6 separate regions of the Homo sapiens genome follow, and regions 2, 3, 4, 5 and 6 are each linked to region 1. A link is a contact called in ENCODE Hi-C or POLR2A ChIA-PET data. All regions are on one chromosome and are shown on one strand. The core of a region is the stretch at or near the end of the contact, and the rest is flanking DNA. Distances in the headings are between cores, read along the strand shown.

Evidence for each region. Hi-C counts contacts between places; a loop is a spot of excess contacts on that map. ChIA-PET counts read pairs that join two places held with the same protein, here RNA polymerase II (POLR2A). Pooled maps may share reads with other maps.
Region 2: a loop to region 1 is called in a pooled map, with 2.7 times the contacts of the local background. The contact joins the promoter of ZSCAN16 here to the enhancer-like site in region 1. A Hi-C loop is called at or near these places in 1 of 168 maps with a recorded cell type or tissue (CD8-positive, alpha-beta T cell), 1 of 37 single-sample maps with no recorded cell type and 17 of 50 pooled maps.
Region 3: a map of ascending aorta shows a loop between it and region 1 (9-fold over the local background). The contact joins the promoter of ZNF165 here to the enhancer-like site in region 1. A Hi-C loop is called at or near these places in 2 of 168 maps with a recorded cell type or tissue (HepG2 and ascending aorta), 1 of 37 single-sample maps with no recorded cell type and 12 of 50 pooled maps. POLR2A ChIA-PET finds 5 or more read pairs at or near these places in 1 of 52 experiments (activated B cell).
Region 4: a pooled map shows a loop between it and region 1 (3-fold over the local background). The contact joins the promoter of HCG11 here to the enhancer-like site in region 1. A Hi-C loop is called at or near these places in 8 of 50 pooled maps. POLR2A ChIA-PET finds 5 or more read pairs at or near these places in 6 of 52 experiments (Caco-2, MCF 10A, OCI-LY7 and 3 more).
Region 5: a pooled map shows a loop between it and region 1 (4-fold over the local background). The contact joins two enhancer-like sites. A Hi-C loop is called at or near these places in 6 of 50 pooled maps. POLR2A ChIA-PET finds 5 or more read pairs at or near these places in 3 of 52 experiments (BJ, PC-9 and activated naive CD4-positive, alpha-beta T cell).
Region 6: a loop to region 1 is called in a pooled map, with 4 times the contacts of the local background. The contact joins the promoter of ZNF322 here to the enhancer-like site in region 1. A Hi-C loop is called at or near these places in 5 of 50 pooled maps. POLR2A ChIA-PET finds 5 or more read pairs at or near these places in 2 of 52 experiments (HepG2 and naive thymus-derived CD4-positive, alpha-beta T cell).

What each region holds. Positions count from the first base shown.
Region 1 is chr6:27,187,333-27,190,852 of GRCh38, reverse strand. No RefSeq gene overlaps it. Among named protein-coding and RNA genes, the nearest start is that of TRI-AAT5-2, 12 kb to the right of the region's middle. RefSeq lists an enhancer at 1,851-2,416 and a cis regulatory region at 1,625-2,511. Within about 2 kb of position 1,877, at least 34 of the 41 ENCODE cell types and tissues checked have a DNase peak (open chromatin) inside an H3K27ac peak, as active enhancers do; they include CD8-positive, alpha-beta T cell, PC-9 and ascending aorta, where a contact is called at or near this core.
Region 2 is chr6:28,122,936-28,126,455 of GRCh38, reverse strand. It overlaps ZSCAN16 (zinc finger and SCAN domain containing 16), which reads right to left and starts at 1,847. Exons shown (of 4, transcript NM_025231.3): 1 at 1,779-1,847; 2 at 626-1,043. The coding sequence starts at 1,012. ZSCAN16-AS1 (ZSCAN16 antisense RNA 1) reads left to right here. Exons shown (of 2, transcript NR_103456.1): 2 at 3,245-3,520. RefSeq lists an enhancer at 1,702-2,203.
Region 3 is chr6:28,078,844-28,082,363 of GRCh38, reverse strand. ZNF165 (zinc finger protein 165) reads right to left here and starts at 1,796. Exons shown (of 4, transcript NM_001376491.1): 1 at 1,394-1,796. RefSeq lists enhancers at 1,351-1,470, 2,271-2,340.
Region 4 is chr6:26,520,122-26,523,641 of GRCh38, reverse strand. HCG11 (HLA complex group 11) reads right to left here and starts at 1,936. Exons shown (of 1, transcript NR_026790.1): 1 at 1-1,936. TRL-CAG1-7 (tRNA-Leu (anticodon CAG) 1-7) reads right to left here and starts at 2,434; the gene lies at 2,352-2,434. LOC107986583 (a long non-coding RNA gene) reads left to right here. Exons shown (of 4, transcript XR_001744057.3): 1 at 1-2,133. RefSeq lists silencers at 1,481-2,000, 2,231-2,830.
Region 5 is chr6:27,736,764-27,740,283 of GRCh38, reverse strand. It overlaps the pseudogene GPR89P. Among named protein-coding and RNA genes, the nearest start is that of TRT-AGT4-1, 12 kb to the right of the region's middle. RefSeq lists enhancers at 1,578-1,917, 1,928-2,047, 1,511-2,710. Within about 2 kb of position 1,808, at least 8 of the 41 ENCODE cell types and tissues checked have a DNase peak (open chromatin) inside an H3K27ac peak, as active enhancers do; they include PC-9, where a contact is called at or near this core.
Region 6 is chr6:26,657,883-26,661,402 of GRCh38, reverse strand. It overlaps ZNF322 (zinc finger protein 322), which reads left to right and starts at 1,657. Exons shown (of 4, transcript NM_024639.5): 1 at 1,657-1,962; 2 at 2,757-2,845. RefSeq lists enhancers at 1,247-1,446, 1,467-1,526, 1,226-1,726, 1,757-1,946, 1,957-2,006 and 1 more.

The DNA of each region.
Region 1 (3,520 bases), core at 628-3,127:
TGCTGGGATTACAGGCGTGAGCCACCGCTCCCGGCCTCTACTTCGTTTTTTTCACAGTCTTTTTTTTTTTTTTTTGCATCTTGTTTTGATTTTTGTCTCTTTTAGTCTTTTTTCTTTACTTTTTTCTTTTATTTTTTTAATGTGTAATAATTAGATGAATGTTGGTAACAATGGATATATGTACATATCTTAGTTTCCAAAATTTAGGGATGTGTTTAACATCTGTTTGCCACAATGGATTAGGTTCTAATCCTCTAGGGTTAACACCTGTTGAAGGAGGGGACGTGCTTGTGAGCTGGTAATCTGGGCATTGTAGGATAATTTGCTTAGCCAGCCTCTGTGTAAGTTGAAATTATTTAGATAAGTTTTTCAATTTTGGTGGGAAAATTGATGTGATTGGGTGACTTGGTCAAGCAGTGATGTCATAACCTGAAGGTCTGCTTGATTATTGCCGTAAGCCAATGGGCCAGGCAGAGAGCTGTGAGCTCGAATGTGTGTAATAAAAATAGGATGTGTATCTTGGTTTAGCAATTGCTGAAGTTGAAGAAAAAGAACACACAGACTGGGCTCCAGAGCGAACTTAAGGCTGTAAAAGTTCTTTAATAATTAAACAGAATAACCTTAGCTTTTTGAATGTTAGTAAATTCAGATCGAGTGATTGGATTATGTGGTCTCCACCAGACTGTCGCTTTTTTTAATGTTTACTAGACCCACCAGTAAAAACAGTCACAGCTCCTTCCAAAGGAGCATCACAAGGAATTTTTGGAAGAACCCATGTAGTTAATTTTAAAAACTGGAAAATTTTATTTTTAGGATAATGATTATCAATACATTCAACAAATTCTGTTAAATTAACTTGCCATGTAACTGAGTTAATAAATGCCTGTTTTACCTGATTTTTATTTATTGGAATTATAATCTTATTGGGCTCAGTGCCACAAAGTTTAACAATTCGTGACGAGCCTGTCCAATTAGAATTGCCATCTGATCTAAATATACTGTGAGTGTTTTTATGGTATTATGTGGCAAAAAAAGACCATTTAACTAAATCATTATTTTGAACAGTAACCCCCATTGGGGAATGTGAAGTAGGGAACACAATGAATTGTAAAGGCGAGTCTGAGTCAATCTTACTGACCTGGGCTTGTTGAATTTTTGTCTTCAATTACTTTTAACTCTTTTATGGCCTCGGTGTTAGTTCTCTGTTACTTTGTAAGTTGGAATTTCCCCTCAATATTGAGAAGAGATTAGACATAGCATAAGTAGGAATTCCTAAGGTGGGCCGAATCCAATTAATATCTCCTAACAATTTTTGAAAATCATTTAAGGTTTTTAAATAATCTTTTTAAATTTGAACCTTTTGAGGCTTAATGGCTGTATCCTGTACTTGCATCCCCAAATACTGAAAAGGAGTGGTTGTTTGAATTTTGTCAGGTGCTATACGCAATTCAGCGTTTGTAATTGCCTTTTGTAAAGATGAATAACATTGAATAGGTTGATCTCTATTTTTTGCTGCACACATCTGGAAATTGATCTCTAACAGGCTGGATAGTTCTGCCTACAAAAGTTTGACAGATTGTGGGACTGTTTAACATACCCCGGAGTAAAACCTTCTAATGATATCTGGCTGCAGGTTCTTTGTTTTTAATGGCAGGGACAGTAAAGGCAAATTTTTCGAAATCTGCCTCTGCTAAAAGAATTGTAAAACAAGGCAGTCTTTTAAATCTATAATAATGAGCAGCCAGTCTTTAAGGAGCATAGTGGGGGATGGGAGCCCAGGTTGTAAGGCTCCCATCGGTTGAATTACAGCGTTGGCCACTCGCAAGTCGGTCAGCATGTGCCATCTACCGGACTTTTTCTTAATTACAACTATTGGGGAATTCTAAGGAGAGAAAGTGGGTGAAATATATCCTTTTTCTAGTAGTTCTTTAACTATTTCATAAAGCGCCCCCAATTTTTCCTTAGGCCACTGTTCGACCCAGACAGGGCGCTGGGTCATCCATTTTAAGGGAAATTGCTCCTTCACTGTAATGAACTGCAGGGCGAACCTGAATTACCCCCTCTCCATAATGAACTGCGGGTCGGGCAATAATGAGCGCGGCCAGCCGAGTCTCGGCAGCGGAGTCTCAGGCTCCCTCCGCCTGCACTCACTCGGCTGAGGAGGAGGTGGCCATTCCGGACATTCCTCTTGAGGAACCCTGAGCTGAATGAGTTTCTGAATAGGTTTAGGAAGACTGGGGGGATTGGCATAAATTACTTCCGGACTCTCCTTTTGGCTAGTACTCGGTAGAGGCGTTTCAGAGTCCTGATTATCAAACTCCTCCTTCTCCTCCTCTGACTCAGCCTCATCATTTGTCTGAAATGGCTCCAGTGCGGCACGCACCAATGACCAAACTGACCAAACAGGCAAACGAATTTCCTTTCCTTCTCTACGTGCTTTTTAAAGGTCCTTTCCAACTCTTTCCCAATCTCTTAATTTCAAAGTTCCCTGTTCAGGGAACCAAGGGCAAAATTGTTCTACAGCATGAAATTAATTCATACGATTTTTTGTACCAACTTTTACGCCATCACGCTTCAACAGCCGCCCTAGCAAGCTCAAATACGTGGTGTACTTACTTTCAGTTTTCCCCATTGTGTCCCTGGCTTTCTCCAAGTGCCCTGCTTACCTGCAGAGCTTAAAAACTTTTTCGTCCTCGGGAGTCCTTCGTCCATCAGCCCTCCGTTTCACACGCTCGAGCATTCCTTCATCAGATTCTTTCGAGCCCCACGTTGGGCACCAGAATGTTGGGGACCAGCCTCAATACCACCCTTAGGGTACCTAAAGTCCGGTGGCGACAAAGGAATGAGAAGAGACAGGTTAAGAGTGTATAAAGAGTGGGGGCCAGGGGGCCAATTGCAAAATGGAGGCTGCAAAAGGCGCCCAGCTCTGGTCTCCACACTATTTATTGAGTACAATCACTTAGATCCAAAAAGCAGACATTTAGGGCGAAATGGTGAAAGGGAGGCAGCGTGTTACAGGCGTAATCTATAGCAATAGCGGTTTAAATGAATCTCCTTTGTGCCCAAACAGCGTATCTTTAACTTATTGGAGAGTAGCTAGTGGGAGCGGGCTTAACTAGGAGCCTGCACGTCTGTCTACATTCCAACGCTTCAAAGGAGTGTCTTTCTTCTTGAACACAGTGTTTATAGATAAGAGAGCAGGTTGCACTCAGAGCATGGGAACATAATGGCGATAAGAAGGCTTTCCTCTTCAGAGGCCTCTTGTGGCTTTCCACAACTTACTCTCCCATATTTTTATTGCCAGTTTATGGCCCCATAAGCCTTTTTCCCAATGTATCTTCAAGAGAATGTCCAGCAACCCAAACAGCTGACACCCTGTTGGGTCAGCAGAGCTCAATCTCTCAGGGTTTGGAAAGCTGCAGGAGGGGCAGTAAAGCACAAAGAGAAGAGAAGGTACCACCGAGAAGTACTGTAGTAAAAAAATAATTTTGGTTTTACCATTCATCTTCCATCAAATTTC
Region 2 (3,520 bases), core at 598-3,097, 940 kb before region 1:
GTCACTAGCAAAATGTGGTTACTGAGTACTTAAAATATGGCTAGTACAAATGAGATAAGCTAAATGTAAGATACATACCAAATTTTGAAAATTTAAAGCACAGATATCTAAAATACCTCATTAAAAATATTGATTACATGATTAAATATTGTGGGCTAAATAAAATATATATTTCACCTTTTTTTTTAATGTGGCTACTAGAAAATTTAAATACATATACAGCTTGCATTATATTTCTGTTGGACAGTCCTATTCTGCAATATCCTTGACATCTACTTGAATCTCCGCTTGAATACCTATATGGAAAGGGAGTTTCTTATGGGGTAGCCTATTTTATTTATGGGTATCTATGAATGGCAGAAAATTATTTCTTTTCCTCTGATACCTGATTGCCTTTTGGTAACTTCCCACTGATCCTAGCCTTCCAAACAGGCATAGAATCAGTCTAGTGACTCTCCTCTCTTTACCCAGCCACACTTTAATTATTTGACATAGGTAGTCAGGTCCCTTCCTATGCCTTGTTCTTTAGAGGATAAATATTTTCAGATGTTCTTTCATATGCCTTTTGCTTTGGCTCCATCCATATCCCCTGATCACTCACAGCCAGATGACTGCCCCTTCACACCTGCTTTCCAGGTTCATCAAGCTCTCTCTCCAGATCCTCCAGTACCGTCACTGCCTCCTCTCCAGTCTCTGGATGGTGTGCACGCACCCATGCTTGCAGGTCTTTAGGAAGAATGCTCAGGAACTGTTCTAGCACCAGCAGGTCTAAAATCTGCTCCTTGGTGTGGCATTCTGGCCTCAGCCACTGACGGCAGAGCTCCCACAGCTGGGTAAGAGCTTCACGGGGTCCAGGTGCATCCTGATAGCAGAGCTTCCTGAAGTGTTGTCTATAGAGTTCCCTCCTGTGAGGACTGCACTTTTGTGAGCTGGAATCCTGTCCCCAGTAATGGTCCTCTGCCTTAATTATCAGAAGTCCTTTTTGGTCCTCAGGTTCCAGGGCTGTGGTCATTCTGGGCTTTGCCAGGAGATTTATCCTCTATCTGGGATTGAGTCAAAGAGAATCTCTTAGAATCCTGCCTCAGAGACACTCCTAAGGCATAAAAAGTTGTTACCATAGAGAAATTACAAAAATTTCTGTGAACATAAACACATCATAATGAAGCCAAGCCACCAGAAGTCAATCAGAGAAAACAGTCTTATAGGAAGCTGAAACAAAACAAAACAAAACAAAACAAAAAACAGTGACGCAGGGATATGATTTGAATCTGTGCTCTATTGTGTAACTTAGAGGAAGTTATTTATCTGGACTAGAACTACAGATCCTCAGGTACAATTCTCATGTGTGTTACAGGGTTGATATACAGATTACATGAGAACGTATGCAACGTCCCTGGCATGGCAGCGGGCACTAGTAAGCACTAAATAAACGCCAAGTATTATTAACGGCTTTGTTAAAAGGCTCTTCATTCTGTTACCATGAGATGCACGGGCCAGCTTGTGCCCCCAGGATTCACTGGTTATAGGATATGTGTGCCAACCCTGGAAGGGGATCAGACAGATGCCTCTGCAGAGGAACCCGCAACCAGTGTCCCCCTTCCACCCATCCTCTCCCGGAAGGCTGGGCCAAATCCTCTCCTGTAGATCTGTTGGGGGGCGGAGGGAGGGACAGGAGTGTTACACTCTGCCCGCGACAGGGAGGTGTGGGGAGGGTGTTGCTGCTGACCACAGCTGCGTCTTGTCCCCTTTTCTCCACCTGGGAGCCGGGAGACACTCACCTTACGCGCAGGGAGGAACAGGTGCAACAGCTAGCGTCCTTTGGACAGCCCCGAACAAAGACTAGACTCAAAGACACCAATCGGCGCCCGGCCGCTTCAGCCGGGCACTTCCGGGCCGCTCTAGGAAGCTTCGCCTCTGTGGCAGCTTGAGTGCTTGCCTCCTCGGCCCTAGCCAGTGGAGGACCCGGCTTTTACGCCTCGTATTGATGGGATTGCGGGATCTGCGAGCAAGTCTTATTTGTACTTCTTTAAAACGTTTTTCGGTTTAATTATTGAGTAATATGGATAAGTAATGCATTCACATACATTTATTAAAAAGAGTAAATGTCCCCCAGCGTCTAGTTTGACAATATTTTTCGTGACTTGTATATCCTTCCGTAGATATATTACACCGTTATAGATTGTCCGCGCTTTTTCCCCTCTGCACAAATAGTAGCACTTCTGTACCTTTCTTATTTTTCTTTTTACCAGGTGGTCTTGGTAAAGGCTGTACATAAGTGTTTCCTTGATCTTGCTCTTTTTTAAACAACTGCACGGTATTCAACTGTGTATTATGTTCTATAATTTGTTAATAAGTACCCCATTGGTGGTCATGAGGTTGTTTCCAATTCTTCTTTTTCAAACATTGCTGCAATAACTTACTGTGAACTCACATCATTTTTCATGTGTAAGGATATATCCATAGTCTGTATGTCTAGAAAGGGAATTACTACAGCATAGAATAGGGAAATTTGTACTTTTGTTAATGCCAAATCACCAATCATAGGATCTACTAGCAGTATTCTTATTTACCTATACTTGTCAACACAGTGTTATAAAATATTTTGATCTTTGCCAAATTGATGGGTGAAAAATGCTCTTAGTTTTTTACTCCCTCTTCTCCTTTCTTACACAAATATTGATTTATCTACTATGCCAGGCACTATTGTGGAAGCTGGAACTAATTTTGAGCAAAACAATGCCCTTCCTTTCATGGAATTTATAATCTTGTGTGTGTGTGTATGTGTGTGTGTGTGTGTGTGTGTGCTGGGGAGGCAGGCAATAAACCAAAAAATATACATAGTGTATAGAGAGTGGATATCAGTTCTAAGGAGAAAATAAAGGAAATAGGGAATTTGGGGTGAGAATGAAGTGATGCAATTTAAATAGGATATTCATGGAGGACCTGACTAGGAAATTGACATTTGAGCAAAGATTGAGGGAGCTGAGGGAATGGGCCATCAGGGATAAAGATGTTTCAGGGAGAGGGATAACAAATGCAAAAGCCTGGAGTGGAGTGTGTTTTAAGTATTTTGGGCAAAGGAAGGGTGCTTGTTTTTCTGGAGCTGAGTGAGCAAAAGAGCGTTGGGTGGAGAGATAGTGAGAGCCTTGGGTGAGTGCAAGGGTATTTTTACTCTAAAATGATAAAATGATAAGCTACTCAGTTTATTTTCTTTTCTCTTTTCTTTCCTTTTCCTTTGTTTTAGGAGATGGGTCTCACTCTGTCACCCAGACTGGAGTGCAGTGAGTGGTGCGATCATAGCTTACTGCAGCCTGAAACTCCTGGGCTCAAGTGATCTTCTCGCCTCAGCCTCCTGAGTAGCTGGAGCTACAGGTGTGAGCTACCCAGCATGGCTCATTTGAGATTTCTGAGTAGAGAAGTAACATGATTAAACTTGGGTATTGAGATTATTATTTTGGCTGCTATGTTAACAGTAGACTTGAATGTGAAGGGGTTGGGCAAGGGCAGAAGCAGGGAGACA
Region 3 (3,520 bases), core at 547-3,046, 890 kb before region 1:
TCTTTAATTCCTCTAGCGCCACTGGGTTAGGGTCTCCATGACCGAGCTTGTCTTGGCAGACAAGATTCATGAAAAGGGTAGTTGAAGATATGTAACAGTATTAATTCTCCAAGAGTATGAAATAAATATCACTAGGTTCAGACTGAACCTTGGAAAACAAACAATTTGAGTATAAGTAAGAACAAAATTTATCAATGATAAAGAAAAAAAAGGGGGGTTAGTTCCATGGTATATTAACCAGAGAGTCTCAATCCCTTATATTTTACTGGGCCATTTCTTTGATATTTCTGGTTATGTTTCCTAGATGCGCTAACCAAGTAGTGTCCTAATGCTTAATGAGCATGATCTCATTTACCATAGTAAGATGGGTGTAAAGTAGGCCCATATAATCCGAATGAAATTTCAATTATGCTGAGCAGCTGGTTCTATGACATGTTATCTCAGCTGACAGTACTATCTCCAGGTGTTTTATCACTTCTCATCTATTTAAAACCGAGTCCCCCTAAAGCTGGTAGCTTTAAACTAATAAATATTGATTGAGCATCTAGTGCCTTATAATATTGTGTTAGGAGGACTTACAAAAATGGGTAAGCAGATGTGTGAAGAAACGCTAGGAGAACAGAGAGGAACGAGTAATTAATTATGATGAGAAAGTTGGAGGTTAAAGAGCAGGGCTCCTGATGGATGAACATGTCTTGGTGGGCATGTTGCGGGAGGGGAAGACGGGTGAGAGTTTTGTTGGTGGAGAGGGAGACAGTCAGGGGAAATCCGGTAGAGACCACAAAGCAGAACAGAGACTTCAAGGGGCATGCTGGTAAAGGCTCCCATAGTACCTTGTGTTTCTCAAGGGCAGGGGGTCAGTGTTGGTTTAACTGCATCCTCGGCACACAGGAAATACTATTTACCGTGTCAATAAATTTCAGGACAAGCGGGGTTGTCCCCAAGTGTCCTACAAAACGGCGGTTACTCTTCCCAAGGGAAGCAGGGGATTGGGGATGGTCCTCGCAGCAGTTTCTTTTCGCAGACAATGGCAGATCTGAGACATGTGGCACCCCTCCCCGTTCCACCTGGCTGGAATGGGCAACTCCTCTTACCAGTGACCCCAAATTCAGGATCAGTAGGACAGCCCCCACCCCACGCCACCAAGCCCTCAGCGCTCCACTATGACGTCACGCGCGGCGGCGGTAACTATGGAGACCGCCAAACCCTCACTAAATGCGTAAGCGCGCCTGCGTTCCCAACGCCGAAGCTGGTTCTACCTTTCTCCGGGATTCCTCTGAGGGCCAAGGTCTGGTCACCCAGAGGCTGCTAATTTCAAAGGCAATATGAGAGGGACTGGATGTTTGGAGGGGGACACGGGGCTGGACATCTGGATCCCCAAACCCGGACTCACCTCTCGGACAGGGCTGATTCCGATCGGACACTTCCGGTGGAAGGACTGAGCGGCGCTACACTTCAAGAATTCCGTCCACAGGGACTTGTGAGTCTGCGCAGAAGGCGGGATGCCTTTGGACTACAATTCCAAGAATCCTTCCTGGGTCTCTTCGGGCGCAGACTTTTCGCCAAAGTCCTGAAGATCTCAGGGCTTGAAGGAGGGGGCATCTTTTTTCTCCATTGTAGTAGTGTGTCTTGCTAAATAACAGAAGGGACTCCTGAAAAGAAAATGACGTTGGCCGGGCGCGGTGGCTCACGCCTGCAGTCCCAGCACTTTGGGAGGCCGAGACGGGCGGATCACGAGGTCAGGAGATCGAGACTATCCTGGTTTACGCGGTGACACCCTGTGTCTACTAAAAATACAAAAAAAAAAAAAAAAAAAAAAATTGCCGGGCGTGGTGGCACGCGCCTGTAGTTCCAGGTGCTCGGGAGGCTGAGGCAGGAGAATCGCTTGAACCCGGGAGGCGGAGCTTGCAGTGAGCCGAGACCGCGCCACTGCACTCCAGCTTGGGTGACAGAGTGAGACTCAGTCTCAGAAAAAGAAGAAGAAGAAAAAGATACACACTCGAGCACACATTTTCTCAGCAAAGCAATTTACTTCTATAGAAGGGTGCGTCTCACGGATGGAGCAATGGCGAGAGCACACCTGAACAAGGGAGGGGAAGGGGTTCTTATCCCTGACGCAGGTAGTCCCTAGTGCTGTGTCGTTCCCCTACTGGCTAGGGTTGGACCGCACAGTCTAAGTTAATTCCGATTGGCTATTTTAAAGAGAGCAGGGGTATGAGCCGGAGTGGTAGGGTGAGCAGTTTCAGTGGGAAGGACGGTTACGGAACAGGTGACTAAAGGTGACTCAGGTCAGAGCAGGTGACCAGGGGTGACTCAGGACGGAGCAGGTCACCAGGGGAACAGATGTGAACTACTGATTAGAACTGGTGGAAAAGGTTGTTTACTGAAACTAGAGGCAAGGAGACGAGGAAAATGAGGAAGTTAAAGTTTAAAATGGAGAACAAAGAATTGAACATACTGACATACTGATTCTTTGAAGAGAAATTTAGAACTCACTGTATTTAACAAGGAGTTCAAGGCCAGCCTGGCCAACATGGTGAAACCCCGTCTGTACTAAAAATATAAAAATTAGCTGGGTGTGGTGGTGGGCGCCTGTAGTCCCAGCTACTTGGGAGGCTAAGACAGAAGAATCGCTTGAACCCAGGAGGTGAAGGTTGCAGTGAGCTGAGATCACGCCACTGCACTCCAGCCTGGGCGACAGAGCAAGGATCCATCTCAAAAAAAAAAAAAAAAGTTTATTCGGGAATAGGAAATTGCAATAAGAATAGACGTGCCAGAGTAAACTATGTTTCTATTCAGGGAGGTAAAGGAAGACAAAGGTTTTTAAAGGAAGAATGGGGAGGATTATTTAATTGTTTTGAAATCATTATTCTTGACTACAAAGATCGGTAACGAGGATGACACCAGTCTGAGGTTAGACAAACAGTTGCTGGGCGGATGTCCTTGCAGAGGTATTTTTGGTGTAAGATGGGTTTTGCAGTCATATGTGATAGTTTTCTTATGAGGCATACAAGCCTGAGAAGTGTCTCTTCATAGCCCTCCCTGGCTCTATCTGTCAGATTATTGCTTTTGTTTTTATTTTTTAACACTAGTGGGCCGGGCGTGTTGGCTCACTTTTCTAATTCCCCGCTTTGGGAGGCAAAGGCAGGAGGATTAATTGAACTCAGGAGTTCGAGACCAGCCTGGGCAACATAGTTGGGACCTCGTCTCTACAAAAATTAAAAAAAAAAAAAATTAGTCGGGGGTTGTGGAATGCACTTGTACTCCCAGCTACTCGGGAGGCTGAGGTGGGAGGATCGCCTGAGCCCAGGAGGTGGTGGCTGCAATAGTGAGCTGTGATTGCACCACTGCATTCTAGCCTGAGTGACTCCTGCCTCTATTTAAATCTCAGGTGGTGAAATTGAAGCCCACGCAGCAGGGTTGCAACTGAAACTTCATCTCCTCTGCAAAACCTTCCTGCATTCCCAGACAACTTTTCTTCTGAGGCCTTGTTTGATTCATCCCCTTACCCCAGTGGAAC
Region 4 (3,520 bases), core at 687-3,186, 670 kb after region 1:
AAACCATTGAGCAAGTATAGACAGTAATATACTGCTCACAAAGGTGGCTTCACAATTCAACTTCCAAAAGTATTTCCTATGAATTTTAGCAAAAAGATATTTACAAATTGGTATTTTACTACCTCTACATTTAATATACATCGGGCACTTCTAAACATCTAGATAGTCTAAATGTTTCAAGTAAGGAGTTAATTTGTCCACTATGTATGTACACAGCAGTCTCGAATAAACTGCAAACATGTAACAACAGTTATAATTTGAAAGAGTCTTCCAAATGTGAACATTCTGGCCTAGAACCCTTCCCATCTCCATCAACCCAGTGGGCAAGAATGCTCAAATTTTCAGAAGACAGTCTTTCCTAGGACTTGTAAAACAAAATGTACAAAATATATTAGTTTACTAACTCTAGTTTTGTTATACACTGGCAACCTCTTTAACATCCAGAAAGACTAGATGTTGTAAATTAGGACTCGTTTGTCCTTTATGTACATTATATACATAGATAAAACAAAATGCACAGACATAGTGATTCATCTTGCCTCGCTGTAAGCAGGATGGCATAGAGCTCTCTGCACCTCCCCCTCCTCTCTCCTCCCCTGAACTACTGCACAAACACAATGAGTATTACTCAACAGGTGATTTGGCCATTCCCCCCAAAAAACAACATTTCTATGAATTGTAACAAAAAGATATTTACAAAATGTGGTTTTACTACCTCTAATTTTAACATATATCAGACACTTCAGAATATCTAAAAAGAATAGACATTTCAAAAAAGCTTAGCATTGTCAACTACATACATAGTAGTGAGGAAGCGAATGCACACAAAACAATGGATAGAATATGAAAATGTCTTCTAAATATGACCAGTCTAGCATAGAACCTTCTTTTTTTCCTTCTCAGGTCTTCGAGCTCCATGTCATCTAACCCACTGAACAAACGTGAACGTATCGCTTCTAGAGGCCGTCTAACAACTCAGTTTCCAAAAGTCAACTCCGGAAGACATGTATTTTCTATGATTTCTTTTAAACAAATGAGAATTTACAAGATGTGTGACTTTCTAACTCTATCATACGTCGGCAACCTCTTTCCATCTAGAAGGGCTAGATGTGACAAATGTTTTCTATTAAAAGGTTGGGGTGGAGTTGAGAGCAGCTTTTTCATATTATATACACAGGCCTTCCGTAAACGGCCTGTGAATCTTCCCAGAGGATGGAGGGCATTTCCAACGGGCCAAACGTGGCCTGTCATTCTACCATTTGTCTCTTCCGACAGCAAGGTCTGGTAGTACGGAGACCAACCGCCCGATCGCCGCTAACCGTTCCACCCGTCGTCGTTCGGGACTTCGCTCACCTCCCAGGCCCGTTAAGGCCTTTGTCCGTTGTCGTTAGGACTAGGTAGGTCTCGCCCAATGGCGACAGAGTGGTCACCCGGGACCCAGATCTGGCGGCTCCGTGGCCTGAAGAGGCGGCCGAGCCTGCCTGCGTCCCTAGGCCGCCTTCCCGGGCCCTCCATGCCCTAACGCCCTCCGCCGCGCGGCGTTCGAGCGGCCGCCATGCTTCCCGGCACGCTACTCCCGCCGCCACCCAAAGGCGCTGCGTCCAGGCTGCTCGGCGGGGGTTTCGTCCAGGCCCGGCAGGCTTGGGCCGGGAGACCCGACGGCCGGCAGGGTCCGGACTGGGAGAGGCCGCCGCCGCCATCAGTCACCGAGGTAGGGTAGGGAAGAGACGTTCGCCACCGCTTCAAGGCCTGGGCCCAGCCAGTGGGCAGCCACAGCAGAGGCCTCCGGTATCTGCAGGGCAGAGGGCGCGGCCTGTCCCGGGGCGCCCCCTAGCTCACCCGCCGACCCGGGGCCGGAGGGCCTGGAGCGCCCTGGAGGAGCGGCCCGCGCTCTGCGTCTCTCCGCGCTCTCTGCCAGACCGGAACTCTTGCAGTGATTTCTTACGGGGAGTAAGGATGAGGTGGGGAATGAGACTGAAGAAATGGAATTAAAAAGATAACTATAACTAAATAAAGAGGAGCCCTGCAGTAATGTAATGAGCCATGAACTGAAGAGTAACATTTATTCAACTCTGCCTGTGAAGGAGGGAGAGGGAAAGACAACTAGAGACAGAGGAGAAACGGAAAAAGGAGGTGAGATTTCAAAACACCGGTAGGTTCTGAAATTATTTTCGGAGTACAGAGTACTTTTTGCTGTCCTTGGAGTGGCTAATAAAAACAAAGAGTGCTTTTATTCCGGAACTCGGAAAATTTATTTTTTAAAAAGAGAGAAGACCATGTCACAAAGAGCAGGTAGGAAAACGTAGCGTAAACTTAAACTCGATTTGTGTCTAAATACTAAAAGTACGAACTGTCAGGAGTGGGATTCGAACCCACGCCTCCAGGGGAGACTGCGACCTGAACGCAGCGCCTTAGACCGCTCGGCCATCCTGACGCGCTTATGCTACATTGTGCTCAGGACTCACTTCTGTCTCTTGTCTAAACGCTATTAGTTCCCCATCCACCAGCCGCCCCCCTACCCCATGTCCCCACCCCCGCCCACCCCCTTGTTGTTCTTTTTCTCAAGATATGGGCATTCCTGGGTTAAAAGGTAAGCCGCCTCTCCGCGAACTGCCTCGGACGGCGCTGCATAGGACCGGTTGTCCGGGCCACAGAGCGGCGTCTCCCGAGTGAACGCCGAGTCACTCCCAGGCTGCGCGGGGAGGGCTGCGGCGGGTGGGGCGGCGGGCGAGGGAGGGCGGGTCGGGGTAGGGGGAGCGGGACGGGGGCGGGGGCGTGGGAGGGGCGGGGCGGGCGTGGGAGGGGCGGGGAGGGGGCGGGGCGGGCGTGAGCCAGCCCAGGGCCGAGTGACTAAGGCGGAAGACGGCGATGGCGCTCTGCTCTCAACTGAATTCTAGTTAAAATAATGGCAATCCTGTTGAACTCAACATTACTAGAATACCTGGCTTAAATTTACACTTAATTCCCAGGAAGTTTTAGGCTTGCTCCAGTTTTTGCTGGAACAAGGTGCTCGCTAATCCTTCTCCTTTGCGTTGTGCTGCAAATCTCCCAGCACGTGGTTACCCTTGGCAGGGCCGGTGGAGGGGACAGGAGCGTGGGAAGCCTGGCTTGTCTTGCCTCTCTGTCGGAGTTTATGGAGGATTTGCGCACTTTTCGGTGTGGATGTTATACTGTAATAAAAACTTTAAAAAGCAAAAGCAAAAACAGCAACAACAAAAATGGGGAGTAGCTTATGTATTTTACTAAACCTGGCGCAGCGGGTACTTGATAGAAGGCCTTGAGCACAACAACTTTTCTAAACATAAACAAAGGTCAGAGGTGACCTACTTCAAATTTTGTTAGCAAGGGTTAGCAGTCAGGATGCCATGGTCGGAATATCACTGACTGGAAGTCAGGGGACCTGAGTACGAATTTCAGACAGAACTAGAACTGGTCACTACCTGGAGAATCTTAGATAAGTCATTTTGCTTCTGTGGACATTAGAAACAGCTTTCTTAGACACCTATAATACTTTCATCGT
Region 5 (3,520 bases), core at 559-3,058, 550 kb before region 1:
ACTAGGAAGGAGACTCCACTTGAAAAGCGAGAGAACAATGATTCACAGAATTACTTTGACGTGAAAGAAAGGTAAGGCAAAAAGGGTAGGAGTCTCCCTAATGGCGTCCAAGACTGGCTTTGGACAGCCTATTAAGTGAGACCTGGGAATATTATTTTATTTTTTTATTTTCTTATTTTATTTTATTTTATTTTATTTTTTATTTTATTTTATTTTATTTTGAGACGGAGTCTGGCTCTTGTCCCCTAGGCTGGAGTGCAATGGCACAATCTCGGCTCACTGCAACCTCCACCTCCCGGGTTCAAGCGATTCTCCTGCCTCAGCCTCCCAAGTGCTGGGATTACAGCATGAGCCACCGCACCCAGCCTGTGTCTAATTTTTGTTCAACCCAATGATTCTCCTAAAATTCCCAGGTCTCAGGCCGGGTGCGGTGGCTCACGCCTGTAATCCCAGCACTTTGGAAGTCCGAGGCGGGTGGATCACGCAGTCAGGAGTTCAAGACCAGCCTGGCCAAGATGGTGAAACCCCATCTCTGCTACAAATACAAACATTAGCCGGGCGTGGTGGCAGGCGCCTGTAATCCCAGCTACTCCGGAGGCTGAGACAGGAGAATCGCTTGAGCCCGGGAGGCGGAGGCAGCAGTGAGCCGTGATCGCGCCACTGCACTCCAACCTGGGCAACAAAGAGGGAAACTCTGTCTCAAAAAAAAAAAAAAAAAAAAAAAAAAAAGGAGCTATGTCTATACAGTCCAGCTTCAGTGATCCGGTGCGCAGTGTCTCACGCCTGCAATCCCAGCACTTTAGTTGGTTGAAGCGGATGGATCACTTGAGCCAGGAGTTAGAAGCTAGCCCTGGCAACATAATTAAGACACCGTCTCTACAAAAAAAAATTTAAAAATTAGCCAGCCTTTAGTCGCTTATGCTGAGGAGGGAGGATCACTTTAGCCCAGGAGTTCAAGTGAGCTGATTACGCCCTGCCCTCCAGCCTGGACTACAAAGCAAGACCCTGCCTTCTCGCCGGTGGGTGTGGGGCGAGTCGCAATAGTGGTTCCCTCCGCATAGTGATTGGAAAGGAACTTAGGGTGCTCTTGAGCTGCATGCTGGTAGGCGGGGTTTATTCGGTTTGTGGAGAATCATCCAGATGAATATTTATATGTGAGAGGTTGATTTTTTTTTAAGGAATTGGCTTATGCAACTGTGAACCTGGCTAGTAATTGCTAAATCCATAGGGCAGGCTGTCAGAAAAGGCAAGCCATCGGAAAGGACAGGCTGGAAACAATATAGAAAATCAATGAAACCAAAAGTTGGTTCTTTGAAAAGTTCACCAAAATTGACAAACATTTAGCTAAATGAACCAAGAAAAAAGAAGAGCGGGCCGGGCGCGGTGGCTCATGCCTGTAACTGTAGCACTTTCGGAGGCCGAAGTGGGCAGATCACCTGAGGTCAGGAGTTCGAGACCAGCCTGGCCAACATGGCGAGAGCCCCGTCTCTACTAAAAATACAAAAGTTAGCCTAGCGTTGTGGCGGCGCCTGTAATCCCAGCTACTCAGGAGACTGAGGCAGGAGAATCGTCTGAACCCAGGAGGCGGAGGTTGCAGTGAGCCGAAATGGCACCACCGAAGTCTGGGCAATAGAGTGAGACTCTGTCTCAAAAAACAAACAAACAAATAAACAAGAGAGGAGACGCAGAAGACTAAAATCAGAAATGAAAGTGGAGGCGTCCGCTCCACCTACGCTGAGCCCGAGGCGGGAAGCTCTGGACACAGCCATTGACTGGCTGGCTGGGGCGCAGCTTGATGGCGTCAGGCTGACGAGCCGCAGTCCCTACGGCTGCACCTGGGCGAAGGCCGCCTGTGTGAGAGGCCGGTGGCCCCAGCGTGCCGCGGCCTTGGAAGTGGGAAATGGAGGCAGGAGCCCTCCCTACACTTCACCATAGGCTTCCTGATTGATTCCAGCATCGTGATTACCTCCCAGATACTATTTTTTTTTAATTTGGGTGGCTTTTCTTCATGTGCCAATTGTTTAAGAACTATGAGGTGCGTCAGTATGTTGTACAGGTGATCTTCTCTGTGACGTTTGCATTTTCTTGCACTATGTTTGAGCTCATCATCTTTGAAATCTTTGGAGTATTGAGTAGCAGCTGTCGTTATTTTTACTGGAAATTGAACCTAGGTGTAATTCTGCTGATTCTGGTTTTCATGGTGCGTTTTTAAACTGGCTATTTTATTGTGAGCAACATCCGACTACTTTTGTCTCCTCTGTCTTAGTGCATAAACAACGACTGCTTTTTTCCTGTCTCTTGTGGTTGACCTTTATCTGTTTTTTCTGGAAACTAGGAGATTCCTTTCCCATTCTCAGCCCAAAACATGGGATCTTATCCATAGAACAGCTCATCAGCTGGGTTGGTGTGATTGGAGTTACTCTCATGGCCCTCCTTTCTGGATTTGGTGCCGTCTACTGCACATACACTTTGATGTCTTATTTCCTCAGGAATGTGACTGACACAGATATTCTAGCCCTGGAACAGCGACTGCTCCAAACCATGGATATGATCATAACCACAAAGAAAAGGATGGCAATGGCACAGAGAACGATGTTCCAGAAAGGGGAGGTGCATAACAAACCATCAGGATTCTGGGGAATGATAGAAAGTATTACCACTTACTCAACAGGAAGTGGATGCTTTGGAAGAACTAAGCAGGCAGCTTTTTCTGAAAACAGCTGATCTGTACGCTACCAAGGAGAGAACAGAATACTCCAAAACCTTCAAAAGGAAATATTTCAATTTTCTGGGTTACTTTTTCTCTATTTACTGTGTTTGAAAAATTTTCATGGCACCATCAACATTGCTTTTGATCGAGTTGGGAAAATGGATCCTGTCACAAGAGGCGTTGAGATCACTGTGAATTATCTGGGAATCCAGTGTGATGTGAAATTTTGGTCCCAACACATTTCCTCCATTCTTGTTGGAATAATCATCGCCACATCCATCAGAGGATTGCTCATACCACGTTCTTTTATGCCATCTCTAGCAGTAAGTCCTCCAGTGTCAATGTCCTGCTATTAGCACAGATAATGGGCATGTACTTTGTCTCCTCTGCGCTTCTAATCTGAATGAGTATGCCTCTAGAATATGCACCATAATTACCGAAGTCCTTGGAGAACTGCAGTTCAATTTCTGTTACCATTGGTTTGATGTGATCTTCCTGGTCAGCAGTCTCTCTAGCATAGTGTTTCTCTATTTGGCTCACTAACAGGCACCAGAGAAGCATATGACACCTTGAACTTAGGGCTACTACAGACTGTTAGAGGCCAGTGGTCTCAAAATTTAGATATGAAAGGGGAAAAAAATGGAGGGGACCAGGGTCTAACATTTTATAAACAAACAAAATGCTGTGGTAGCATTTTTTACCTCTAGCATCCTCTTTCCTACTCAGGTGATACTGTGATCACGAGTAGCATCAGCTAGAACATGAGAGAGAGCAGTAACTCAAGGCAATACTCAGCAGAGAGCATCCTAT
Region 6 (3,520 bases), core at 408-2,907, 530 kb after region 1:
TTTTTTGGTTTTTGTTTCTTTTTGACATGGAGTTTCACTTTTGTTGCCCGGGCTGGAGTGCCCTTGGCTCACTGCAACCTTCACCTCCCAGGTTCAAGCGATTCTCCTGTCTCAGCCTCCCAAGTAGCTGGGATTACAGGCATGCGCCACCACGCCTGGCTAATTTTGTATTTTTAGTAGAGACAGGGTTTCACCATGTTGGTCAGGCTGGTCTCAAACTCGCGACCTCAGGTGATCCACCCGCCTCAGCCTTCCAAAGTGCTGGCATTACAGGCGTGAGCCACCGTGCCCGGCCTATGGTGTCCTGTTAATTGGAGGTGCTCAATAAATGTTTAACTGAATAAAACAATTAATAAAGAGTACTTTGGGCCAATGTATCCTGAAAGAAAAGGTTGAACAGTTCAATTCTACACATATTCAGACCTTGTTATATGCAGTGCAGAGATCAGAATCCAACTTGCTTAATTTTTATTCCAATAATTTTACACAATACACTCACCACTATTGAGGTAGCCATAAGTATAGTGACTGCAAGCACAGAATCTGGCATCAGACTGTTCACATTACAGCTTCATCAGTAATATGTGATCCTGGGCAAGCTACTTAATCTCTCTGTGCACCAGTTTCCTCCTAAAAGAATACATATCTCACACGATTTTTGTTACAACTGAATGAGACAATAGTGTAAAGTTATTAGAACAGTGTTTGATACATGCTACACACTCAAAATGTTATTATTCAAAATATTAAGACAACCCTGAGTGGAATATTTTGACCTTGAAAGTTTCATTAAAAATAAACATGAAAGTAGAATAAGCTGTAGACCCTCTGCGGAAGAATTCCACTAGTAGGAACATGATTAGTTAATACTGAATACGTGTCTCAGAGACTGCGCTCCCCAATTACTAAACCTCAGCAACTGGCTCACAATCCAAGTCCTTGGCCAGGCTGCCCAGGGTTTAGTTTTCCATATTCCTACTACTCATCTTTTCCCTTTGATAGCTGAGGACATTTAAAAACTGTTTTTTGTTGGTTTGTTTTTTTTAATTTAACAATTGAGCTGGGAGAATACCCAGTGTTCAACCTAAAGAACTGAGTTCTGTTCCAGCCCCACCACTAGGTGATTTACTCTTAGCTGATTCCAAATCAGAAACATAATCAGCAAGGACTGGGGAACCTCCCACAGTACTTTCTCTCGCTGCTGTTTTCTCCACCCACACAAGTCCACCACTTTTAAAAGCATTTCTTCCATCTCGCTGGCCACATCTTCGTGGATGACAGCGCTGCCACTGTGCTTCAGAATCCTCTATCTCTCCCAGATCTTTCCTGGTGTTTCTCTCAGGGTCAGTGGCATCTAATCTTTGTGACTCTACTCCTGGTTTGAGTCCTCGGTTAACAGCCTTGGGGAAACTGTAACATAAACTGCAACGCTGTTGGTGCCGTTTCTTCTTAGACAGGGTGGCAGCGATCGCCTCCCCCCGCAGCCGGCCTTCCACTGCGCCAGCAAGACCCCCTCCCACCAAAACGCCGAGGGCTCCCAGAGCGCAGGCGCCCCGGGCCCCGCCCCTTTCCGAAGACTCGGCTCCTATTGGCCCAGGGGCCGGGGTTGGAACGCCCTAGTGGCCGGAGAGGGGTGATCATGTGACTTGCGGGGGTGGGGCTGCGCCGGCCTCTTCCCAGCCAGCTTGAAAGGGTTTGCGTAGCCGGCCTTGTGGGCCCTTGAAGCGCTCTGTTAAAGCGCTCTGTGGGCGGCCTGGCCCCAACTCCTCTAGTCTAGGCGCACGAAGGGAGTTGCTCCTAGGTCTTGTCCGTGCCGGGTTCGCTTTTCTTTCCTTCCCGAAGCCTGGCCCTTAGATCTACTATCGCAGAGTCTGCGGCCGCCAGGAAGCCCAGATTCGAGTGTCCGGAGAGTAACCGGAAGTGCTGTCCCCAGGCCTAGGGGCGGCGCCGGCGGCTGCCAGGGTAAGCGCGGCCTGCGGGGCCCAGGGGTGGGATGGGTGCGCGGTGGGACCCAAGACCCACGGCCACAGTCGAGTGGGAGCAGCCCCTGTTCCTGGACACTGAGCATGGTCTGGTCTCCGCTGACGGCGGACGGAGGACTGAAAGATGGTCAATGAAAAGTTGAAAGAAGAGAACCTTAGTACGGTAGTTCCTAGAGATAGTAAACACTGCAAGGCACTTTTCAAAGCAATATAATCTTTCATATATATCGAGGAAAAAAAGGACCTTGAATGGATTTTTCGCTTCATCTTCAGTGCAGAAATTAGTTATGTTGCAGTTGAATCTATCTGCAGAAAAATCTGGTTTGTTTAATCTTCCTATAACCATTTCTTTTTGGAAAATGGAATTACAGATAACTTTATATTATATACACTTATCACATGCACTTTGGGGTTTGTAGTGGTAGACGAATGGGTCTTTGATCTTAGGAGTTGAGATAATACAAACAAAAACAATTAGCAGAAGGAGAAAAAACAAACGAAAAACGAGGCTTAGGGCTTTGTTATGAAGTTACAGTTAGTAATAGAAAGATTCTTGACATTTTGTCTAGAGCTGGTCGGAACTGATGGCTACCAGTGGCAGGTACTTCCTGCAGGAGAAACAGTGTAAGCAAAGATGGGAAGAGGTAAGCTATGGTTGAAGGATGCTCACTAGAATGGAGAGGAAATGGGACCAGTTTTCTAGGCCAGCTCTAGAAAAATTATGAATTATAAATTTCACAAGGTCATCGTCTACATTATTGATTTTTCCTCTAGGAGAGGCAAGAATTGAGTGTTGTGAATAGTTCTGAACTAGAGACCTTTTGAAACCAAAAGGAAGATGGTCTTGAGTCTTTCTTGTTACGGTAAGTGGTATACCAGGCTCTGTTTCTGTATAAATGTGGATGGGGGTGTGGGGTGGGGCAGGGTGAAAGACAGGAAAGTATGGGAGAAGATATATGGAAAAAGAGAATGCCCCTTTCTTAGCTCCTAAGATAGCAGAGTGATAAAACTGAGCCCTATCCTACCAACTTAAGGCTATTTTCTACTCCTTTTCAACATGCATGCATATTCACATTAGGCTTGCAGTAATTGCTTTTTGATTGATTTGTAGCACAAAGAGGGTAGTATGCCTAATGCTTAGGCAGGCTCTGGAGTCAGAAGATAGGTATTGAAATCCTGGCTCTGCTGCTTACTATTTGTAAGTTGTTGGGTGATTATCTAACTGCCCTAAGCATCAGGTTTTCCATCTATAAGATCCAAACACTGGTATTAATACCTATTTCATAGGGTCCTTGGGAGGACTAAATGAGATAATCCATGTAATCAATGAAAAATAAATGAGAAATTTCCAAGTCTAAGGCCTATAAACACCATCTAATTTTTAAATAATGCTTTACTAACTTTGTCTCTTGGTCCCATATACCCTTTAAGGATAACCATGAACTCTCAAGTTGTATGAATTAGCCTGTCTGCTTGGACTTTTGTCGTGTTCCAGTTTATTCCTTTCACTTCGACCCTAGGCAGGAAAGAGTACTAGT